2 separate regions of the Homo sapiens genome follow, and region 1 is linked to region 2. A link is a contact called in ENCODE Hi-C or POLR2A ChIA-PET data. All regions are on one chromosome and are shown on one strand. The core of a region is the stretch at or near the end of the contact, and the rest is flanking DNA. Distances in the headings are between cores, read along the strand shown.

Region 1 (5,221 bases), core at 2,722-5,221, 7.2 Mb before region 2:
TTGCTCCTTCTACAGACTCCCCTAGCATCTCTGATGTCACATATTCCTGATTTTTCTCTTACTGGCCCTTCTTTCTTTTTTTTTTTTGAGATGGAGTCTTGCTCTTGTCTCCCAGGCTGGAGTGCAATGGTGCGATCTCAGCTCACTGCAACCTCCGCCTCCTGGGTTCACGTGATTCTCCTACCTCAGCCTCCCAAGTAGCTGGGATTACAGGCGGCCGCCACCATGCCCAGCTAATTTATATATTTCTAGTAGAGATGGGTTTTTACCATGTTGGCCAGGCTGGTCTCGAACTCCTGGCCTCAGGTGATCCACTCGCCTCGGCCTCCCAAAGTGCTGGGATTACAAGCATGAGCCACTGTGCCTGGCTTCTCCTTTCTCTTTAAAGCAAAAAAGTTACTTAGAAGTTCCAAACTCAAACGCCCACAGGGAGAGAGACATCTGTGAGAAAGTCAGGGATATTTGAACATGAACTGGGCATCAGATGACATTAAAGAATGATTGTTGGCCGGGCATGGTAGCTCACATCTGTAATCCCTGCACTTTCCCACGCTGAGACGGGAGGATTGCTTGAGCTGAGGAGTTTGAGACTAGTCTGGACCTACACAGCAAGACCCCATCTCTACAAAAATAAAAGTAAAAAATTTGCCAGTCATGATGATGCACACTTGTAGTCTCAGCTAGTCAGGAGGCTGGGGTGGGAGGATTGCTTGGGTCCAGGAGTTTCAGGCTGCAGTGAGCTATGAACGCTACTGAATGCTAGCCTGGGCGACAGAGTAAGATCCTGTCTCAAACAAACAAACAAAAAACAAAAAGAATGACTTAATGTTAAGTGTGGTAACAGACCATGGTAGTTTTGTAACAAAATGAGCCCTTATCTGTTAGAAGAAAGGATTCAAATATTTATAGGAAAATACTGTGACATCCAGGATTTGTTTAAATTACTCCAAAGAAAATACAGAAGGAAACAGCGCTGGGATAAATGTTGATGATGGTTGAGGCACAGTGATGGGTAAACAGGAGTTCAAAATAAATGCTAATTATTCTGTGCAAGTTGGAAAGCTTCCCCCCAAAAGAAAAACAAAATTCCAAAAGAATGTCCAGAGGGTTCCAGGAGGCCTGAGAAGAGGGCCTGGATGAGAAGAGGAGCTTAACGATTCATGGAAAAGACAGGAGCTATTGGTCCCAGATGACTTTTGTCAGGGAAGTTGAGCCAAATGTTGACACATTTTGGAATTTTATTTTCAAGAGGACCTCCCGGATGTTTACATGGAATCAATTGTCCAGCATTTCACATAAAAAAAAAATAAAGTTCACGCCAAAGAAAACATGTTTGTTGGTTGAGTCTGGCCCAGAGACTGTACGGTTGAGAACTTTGCTGGTGTAGGCAAGACCACGGGTCTGAAATGCAAGGACTCAAGTCCAAGTCTCAACTTCACTTTTTATGTTTTATTTTTATATTAATAGAGATAGGGCCTCACCATGTTGCCCAGGCTGGTCTCAAACTCCTAGGTGCGAGTGATCCTCCTGCCTCGGTCTCCCAAACTGCTGGGATTACAGGTGTGAGCCACTTGCCTGGCCTCAACTTCTTTTTTTTTCAGGGGGGACAGGGTCTTATTCTGTCACCCAGGCTGGAGTTCAGTGGTATGATCACTGCACCTCCCAGGCTCAGGTGATCCTCCCACCTCAGCCTCCCGGGTAGCTGGGACTACAGGTGTGTGCTGCCATCCTCGGCTAATCTTTTGTTTTCTGTTTCCTTTTTTTTTTTTTTTTTTTTTTGAGATGGAGTTTTGCTCTTGTTGCCCAGGCTGGAGTGCAGTGGCGTGGTCTCGGCTCACTGCAATCTCCACCTCCTGGGTTCAAGCGATTCTCCTGCCCCAGCCTCCCAAGTAGCTGGGATTACAGGTGCCTGCCACCACGCCCAGCTAATTTTTTGTATTTTTAGTAGAGATGGGTTTCACCATCTTGGCCAGGCTGGTCTCGATCTCCTGACCTCATGATCCGCCCGCCTCGGCCTCCCAAAGCGCTGGGATTACAGGTGTGAACCACTGCGCCCAGCCATTTTTGTATTTTTTTTGGAGACAGCGTCTTGCTCCGTTGCCCAGGCTGGAGTGCAGTGGTGCAATCTCAGCTTACTGCAACCTCTGCCTCCTGGATTCAAGCAATTCTCCCACCTCAGCCTCCCAAGTAGCTAGGATTACAGGCAAACACCACCACGCTCAGGTAATTTTTGTATTTTAGTAGAGATGGGGTTTCACCATGTTGGCCAGGCTGGTCTCGAACTCCTGACCTCAGGTGATCCGCCCACCTAGGACTCCCAAAGTGCTGGGATTACAAGTCTGAGCCACCACGCCTGGCCCAATGTTTTGTATTTTAGTAGAGACGAGGTTTCACTATGTTGCCCAGGCTGGTCTCGAATTCCTGAGCTCAGGCGATCTGCCCGTCTTGGCCTCCCCAAGTTCTAGGCTGTGCCAGGGTTCTGATCCAGTTCCTTCCACTTGGATCATTGCTCTGGCCTCCTGCCCTCCCCCTCAAAGAAGCCTAAGCTCCTTTCGCCTGGGTGCTGGGGGACCCTGGGGGATCATGAGAGCCCCGTGAAGGAATTCTGAGAGTGCCTGGGGAAACGACAGAAAGTTTGAGGTGCCCTACTCATTTGCAGGAACCCCACGAGGGTTCTGGGGGCCTCTGAGGGGTCATGGGAGTCCTAGGGAGGTTCTGAGGACCCCCAGGGGATCATGGGACCCTCACGAGGACTTCAGGGGTTCCTGAACAATCATGGGAACCCTATGGGACATTCTGAGAGCTAGAGAGATCATAGGAGCCCCGTGAGGGTATTGTGAGGGGCCATAAGTAATTACAGGAAGTCCTGATGTGGCTGGGTGCAGTAGCTCACGCCTGTAATCCCAGCACTTTGGGAAGTCGAGGTGGGTGGATCACTTGAGGCCAGGAGTTCGAGACCAGCCTGGCCAACATGCTGAAACCTTGTCTCTAGAAAAAGTACAAATATTAGCTGAGAGTGGTGGCGCGCGTCTCTGGTCCCAGTTACTTGGGGGGCTGAGGTGAGAGGATGGCTTGAGCCCAGGAGGTTGAGGCTGCAGTGGTGTGATAGCGCCAGTGCACTTCAGTTTGGGCGACAGAGTGAGACCCTGGCTCAAAAAAAAAAACAAAAAAAAAACCCAACCCAAACCGGAAGTCCTGATGTATTCTAGGCTCCTGAGAGTTCCGATGAGGTCACATGAACCCCACGAGTATTGAGGGGTCCTATGGGATCACGGGGGCTCCATGGAAGTTCTGAAGGTCTCTGGGTAATCAAAGGGATGAAGGGAGTCCCTCAGGAGGTCTGGGGTGCTCTGGAGGCCCATGGAAGCCATAGGATGTTTTGAAGAGTCGTGGAAAGACAATGGGGGTTGTGGGTCACTGGAGCCTCACAGGAATCCTAAGGGGTCTGGTGGGTGGCGTCAGGTTCTGAGGGGACCCTGAGGAATCACGAGAGCGTCTAGAGGAGTTCAGGAAAACCGCGGAAACACTACGAGGAGTTCAGGATCAAGGGGCAAGAGAACCAGTGGGGAAGACCGGAACAGACTAAAAGGCTGCCACCGCCAAGGCTCAAGGGAGCGTCCTACAGGGCGCGATCCTATTGGGCGGCGGGAATCACGGGGACTAAGAGAGGCGGAGCGGCTGAGCTACCGCAGTGGATGACGGGACTCCCCGCGAAAAACCGGGCGCCCAGGCCTGGGGAACGCAGCGAGCAGCGCCGGCCGGGCAGACTCTCACCAGTGCGCATGCGTGGCTCTCCGGCACCGGTCCGTACTCCAGCGAGGTGAAGATCTCGCGGGCGCGGGGCCCTGCACGCGTCGCAGCCATCGCCTACCCCGAACGCTTTCCGCGAAGACTGCGGGGCGCTCTGTGTTAAGGGGAACCTTGAGGTCCGAAGAGCGACACCTCCGGTTCCAGCCCAAAGGGGCGGGGCTAATGGGAATGGGGTGGGGCTACAAGATACAGAGAGCAGCCACGCCCACACTTTTTCCTTAGGACCCGATGGCCCCGCCTACGTCCCCCACGGGGAAGCGTATTTAGGAGCATGCGCACTGCTTAAAACGGGGAGGAAGGGGAGACGGCGATGTGGGTACTTTGCGAATAGTTAGGAGGGCTCCGGATTTATGAGGATCGGCGTGGCCGGGCACGATGGCTCTTGGCTGTAATCCCAGCACTTCGGGAGGCCGAGGCGGGCGGATCACCTAAGGTCGGGAGTTCGAGACCAGCCTGACCAATTTGGTGAAACCCCGTCTCTACTAAAAATACAAGCATTAGCCGAGCTGTGGTGGTGCGCGCCTGTAATCTCAGCTACTCAAGAGGCTGAGGCGGGAGAATCACTTGAACCCAGAAGGTGTACGTTTCAGTGAGCCGAGATCGCGCCACTGCACTCCAGCCTGGGTGGCAAAGGGAGACTGTGTCTAAAAAAAAAATAGTAATAAAAAAAAAGGGTCGTCCTATTGATGCGTCTTCCCAGTGCCTTGTTTTATAGTAGCAGGAAGTGCAGGTTTTGTTTTACCTTTTATTTTCTTGAGACAGGGTCTCCCTCTGTCGCCCAGGGCTGGAGTGCAGTGGTCCGATCACGGCTTACTGTCGCCTCGACTTTTCAGGTTTAAACATTACTCCTGCGTCAGCCTGCACAGTAGCTGGGACTACAGGCAGGTGCCATCAAGCCTGGCTAATTTTTTTTTTTTTTTTTTTTTTGGTAGAGACAGGATCTTGCTATGTTGCTCAGGCTGGTCTCGAACTCCTGGGCTCAAGCGATCCTCCTACCTCGGCCTCCCAGCCTCAAAGTGCAGCTTTTCTAATTATATTGACTAGAGGTCTAGATCTAGATCTAGACCTGGCGGGTCTAGATCTGGACGTATTAGGATCTAGAGCTGGCAGGAAGTGATAATTCAAAGATAAAAAGGGTACCTTTTAGGATGGACATTGAGATTAAGGTTTGGAAAATGCAACCTTCACTGCAAAGTAAGGGGGCCAGTTTTGGTTGTGGAAAGAGTGGAAGTCTGGCGCTTTTTTTTTTTTTTTAAGAGATGGGGTGTGGGACGTTATCTCATTGTATTGCCCAAGCTGGTTTCGAACTCCTGGCCTCAAGCGATCCTCTTGCCCTGGCCTTCCAAAGTGCTGGGACTACCGGTAGGAGCCACAGCGCCCAGCCGGAAGTGTGGCTTTCATAGATACAGGA
Region 2 (4,731 bases), core at 869-3,368:
AGTTTGTTAAATTGCTTTCCTATTCTCCCTACTCTTCGTTTGATTTAATGATAGTCACTTACCAGGCCCCCTTGTGAGTTTAGCCCAGGACTATGCTTCCGTAGCTTACCATTGCCATCCATTTGTTTCACAAGTAGGGAAACTGAGGCCCAGAGAGGGGAAGGGATTTCTTGGAGGGTTTGTTTGTTTGTTTGAGACGGAGTCTCACTCTGTCGCCCAGACTGGAGTGCAGTGGCACGATCTTGGCTCACTGCAACCTCCGCCTCCCGGGTTCAACCGATTCTCCTGCCTTAGCCTCCCGAGTAGTTGGGATTACAGGTGTCCACCACCACGCCCGGCTAATGTTTGTATTTTTTAGTAGAGACGGGGTTTTGCCATATTGGTCAGGCTGCTCTCGAACTCCTGATCTCAGGTGATCCACCCGTCTCGGCCTCCCAAAGTGCTGGGATTACAGGCGTGAACCACCGCGTCCGGTCTTGTTTGTTTGTTTGAGACAGAGTTTTGCTATTGTTGCCCGGACTGGAGTGCAATGGCGCAATCTCGGCTCACGGCAACCTCCGCCTCCAGGGTTCAAGCGATTCTCCTGCGTCAGCCTCCCGAGTAGCTGGGATTACAGGCATGCGTCAGCACGCCCGGCTAATTTTGTATTTTTAGTAGAGATGGGGTTTCTCCATGTTGGTCAGACTGGTCTCGAACTCCCGACCTCAGGTGATCCGCCCGCCTCGGCCTCCCAAAGTGCTGGGAATGCAGGCGTGAGCCACCGCACCTGGCGTTTGTTTGTTTCTTGAGACAAAGTCTCGCCCTGTGGCCCAGGCTGGAGTGCAGTGGCACTATCTCTGCTTACTGCTCCCTGGTTCAAGAGATTCTCTTGTCTCAGCCTCCCAAGTAGTTGGGATTTCAGGCGCGTGCCACCACATCCGGCTAAGAACAGACAGGGTTTCATCATGTTGGCCAGGCTGGTCTCGAACTCCTGGCCTCGTGTGATCCGCCCACCTCGGCTTCTCAAAGTGCTGGGATTACAGACGTGAGCTACCGCGCGCAGCCGATTCTTTTGAATTCACTGCTACAGCTCAGGCAGAGCCAGTACTGGGCCAGTGCTAGGCAGGACCCAGATCTCCCGACTCCCAAGAGGAGTTAATTGCGGGGGTGGGAAGAGGTCCAGGGAGGGGACTTGTCTCAAGTACATGCAGGTCCTGACCTTGAGTCACCTAAGTGGGGGGCGTGGCGACCGTCACACCCAAGGCCCCGCGGTAAGGGGACACGCATACACCACAGCCTAGACTCCCTGACAGACCCTCTCTAGTTGTTGCAAGTTAGGGAGCGGGTATCTGGGCGACCCTGGAGGGCAGAGATTGGAAGGGGTTACGGAGGGGCCGTTTTGGCTCTGGGTGGAGACATCTGACTGTGATGGGGGTCGTGATGGACGCCATCGAGATGTACACAGTCGGAATGGAGGGTTCTGTTGCCGCTTGGAAGGAGGTATCCGTCCTGAACGTGAGATGAGGGAATTCTGGTTTTGATCAGGGGAAGGAACTTATAGACTGCGGGGGTGGTGGTGGGGGGGCGGGATTTCCATTTGGGATCACGAGAGAGCACAGTTGAGATGTAGATCCCTGGTTGTCACTAGAAGTGAGGGACAATCTAATGGAGGAGTGCCCAGGACCAGATCATATAAGGCCTGGGAGTTTACTGGGAGACGGGAAAGTAGTGATTGTGTTACTTTGCCACGGGCAACTAGGGGCAGTGGTGATGTGGGCGTCTAGCTCGTGATCAGGAGGGGGCTGTAGTTTATGAGATGAGTAGTTACAACTACTCGTGACGTGGCGCTACATGGCCCCGGTGGCTTGAGTCACGGGCAGGAAGTAGGGACCTGGAACCGGGTACCAGATACAGCCCAAGAGGCGGCGTGCTCTCGCTCTGCGCAAGCGCAGCACTCGCGAACCAAGATGCTTCGGTTGGGGGCAGGTCAAGCGGCCCAGGAAGGGCGGGGCTTGGAGGCCTCGTTCTGCGCATGCGCCGAAGGGGCGTGGCGGTCGCACCTGCGCGAGTTGGGGGAAGGAGGAGGGGCGAGGTGACGCAGGCGTAATAATAGAGAAGGTGCCAGAAAGATCCAAAACAAGTGGCTGCGGCCGTCGCCCAGGAGTCATCGGACGCCAGAATCTGGTGAGGATCCAGAGAGGCCTAATGGTGACTGGTGGCGGGTAGACAGGACCACCTGGGCTCTGGGGAGCGGGCGGGGCCGCCCTTGCAGGGCGAGGGGGTCGGGTTCGGACGGTACCACCTGTGTGGAGCAAAGGGGCTGCCTGGGTCGCTCCTCTGTGTAGGGGGCAGAGGGTCACTTTCGGGAGGTACCACTTGCGTAGAGCCGGGGGACTCATCAGACGGTACCGCTGGACGGAGAAAAGGGGCTCGTCTGGGCAGTCCTACCCAGAGTCAGGGGCAGTCAGCAGGGAGCCCCGGGGTGGGCCCCGAGGCTTGTTTGGGCCGCATCGTTTGGTCAGGTCCGGAGGCGAGCTCCGAACGTAGCACGGTGGTGGGGGCAGAAGCCGAGCGGGCTCCGGCGTCCCGACCTGTTCTTAGGGGACCTCGGGCGGGACCATTCCCTCCCGGGGGAGGGGGAGGCCGAGGCGGTTGGGGGTGCGGGAGCGGCCCTGCCCGGCGCGATTGGGCGGGGGAGACGCGCTGGCGGTGTGGGGTTCGGGCCTCCGCGTCGCTGACCACTGCCCCCTCCCCGCTGTGTGGGTTCTAGGCCGGGTTCTGAGCTTGTTCCGCCTCCCTCCCCCGGGAATGGCGCTATCCGGGTCGACCCCGGCCCCGTGCTGGGAGGAGGATGAGTGCCTGGACTACTACGGGATGCTGTCGCTTCACCGTATGTTCGAGGTGGTGGGCGGGCAACTGACCGAGTGCGAGCTGGAGCTCCTGGCCTTTCTGCTGGATGAGGCTCCTGGCGCCGCCGGAGGCTTAGCCCGGGCCCGCAGCGGCCTAGAGCTCCTGCTGGAGCTGGAGCGCCGCGGGCAGTGCGACGAGAGCAACCTGCGGCTGCTGGGGCAACTCCTGCGCGTGCTGGCCCGCCACGACCTGCTGCCGCACCTGGCGCGCAAGCGGCGCCGGCCAGGTACGGTTGAATGGGAGGGTGTCACACTTCCTGGGAGGAAAGGGCCTGGCTCCCGCTGGGCCTCCCTGGTGCCCTGATACGGACAGTGCCATATCAGGCAGCTTATGTCCCATTCTGCTACTCTCTCTTCCCACAATATCAATGAGCAACATAAGAGGAAGAAAGCATGGCTTTGGGAATTTGGCCACATCAGTGATGATGATTTTGGCCACTGTTTACGGAGGGCTTGTTTCATGCCAGGCACAGCTGTCAGCCCTTCATATGAACTAGTGCCTTATAGTCTCCCAGTAATCTCACAAGGAAGTCCTGTTACTGTCTTCACTGTAACCAAGAAAATAACAAGTTCAGAGAAGTTAAGCAGTTTGCACGTATAATAACAATCCTGTTTGCTGGGCCTAGGAGGGATACAGGATGATGGAGCTGACAAGGTGTTTGTTCCATGAAGTTTAAGTTTAGTGGGGGCAATCAGATAATAAGAGAACTTATTTTTAGACGCTGTTGTAGGAAGACTAAAAGTAATGGAATAGAGAGAGTCAGGAGAGCAGCAAGGTGAAGGGAGGCTTTGCCCTGAGGCTGCACTGCCAGCCATGCATAGACCCCAGGGGAGAAAATCCCAGGGAGCATCCAAGGCCTGAGGTGGGAATGAGTTTGGCATCATCAGAGGCCAGTGTGGCAGGAGCAGAGGGGACCCAAGCTAGGGAAGAGAGGGAGGTAAGAAGTTATGTCATGAAGGGGCTTGCAGAGAACGTAGCTGGGAAGTGTGGGAGCCAGGATTCAAACCTAGCCAACTTGTCCCCAGAGTTGATGCCCTTAATCCTTGTGAAGGAAGTGCTCCTGGAGGATAGCAGCCTTCACATGAGAAGCTGGGAGGGGTTCAGGCTGCCGGTAGCCGTGTGCATGAATAGACCAAGCCTTTGTCTGGGTTACTAAAGGGGCAGTGGCTAGTTTGGGGAGGGGGGATTATGGCCTTCCCTGACCCAGAGTAAGCCCACAGGATTTAGATAAGCAGGAGAAGGACAGCTCTAGGGAAGAGCTGACAGCATTTTTGGATATCTATGTCTGAAGATCACGCTCTAGAAGAGAAGATTTGGGGAGCCTGCACAGAGGCCTGCTTACTCCTTGGGGAGAGCTGGGGGCAGTTGATGCCAGGGCAAAGGGCCATTACAGGGACCCTTACCATGACTATCAACAGAATAACCTTGACAGTTTGAGCTGCCGTAGACGTGGGTTAGATTGCCCCAAGTCGTGATAAGTTCTCTCTCTTAGGAGGCATCTGAGCAACCTCTGCAGGAGGTGTTTGAGAATGAGTGGGTATTTGGGCTCTGACTACTGGGGAACTTAGGCACCTCGTGGTGCAGGCATTCTTCCAGGGGTGGGAATTAGGGCCAGGAGGCTGAATGCTTCTTCCTGTTCTTCTCTTCCTCCAGTGTCTCCAGAACGCTATAGCTATGGCACCTCCAGCTCTTCAAAGAGGACAGAGGGTAGCTGCCGTCGCCGTCGGCAGTCAAGCAGTTCTGCAAATTCTCAGCAGGGTCAGTGGGAGACAGGTGAGCCCAGCTGGGTGGGTGTAATGGCAGCATCCCTCTTTTCCTTATGAATTGTGCCCATCAAGGAAG

What was found. A loop is a pair of places that touch in the nucleus more often than their neighbours do. ChIA-PET counts read pairs that join two places held with the same protein, here RNA polymerase II (POLR2A). Pooled maps may share reads with other maps.
Region 1: a pooled map shows a loop between it and region 2 (10-fold over the local background). The contact joins the promoter of ALDH16A1 here to the promoter of DEDD2 in region 2. A Hi-C loop is called at or near these places in 1 of 50 pooled maps. POLR2A ChIA-PET finds 5 or more read pairs at or near these places in 2 of 52 experiments (AG04449 and BJ).

What each region holds. Positions count from the first base shown.
Region 1 is chr19:49,451,975-49,457,195 of GRCh38, reverse strand. It overlaps ALDH16A1 (aldehyde dehydrogenase 16 family member A1), which reads right to left and starts at 3,971. Exons shown (of 17, transcript NM_153329.4): 1 at 3,775-3,971. The coding sequence starts at 3,864. RefSeq lists enhancers at 2,419-3,378, 5,112-5,161, 5,172-5,221, 5,076-5,221.
Region 2 is chr19:42,215,064-42,219,794 of GRCh38, reverse strand. It overlaps DEDD2 (death effector domain containing 2), which reads left to right and starts at 2,118. Exons shown (of 5, transcript NM_133328.4): 1 at 2,118-2,163; 2 at 2,750-3,115; 3 at 4,543-4,662. The coding sequence starts at 2,788. RefSeq lists enhancers at 7-882, 883-1,759 and silencers at 2,531-2,630, 2,641-2,700, 2,782-2,987.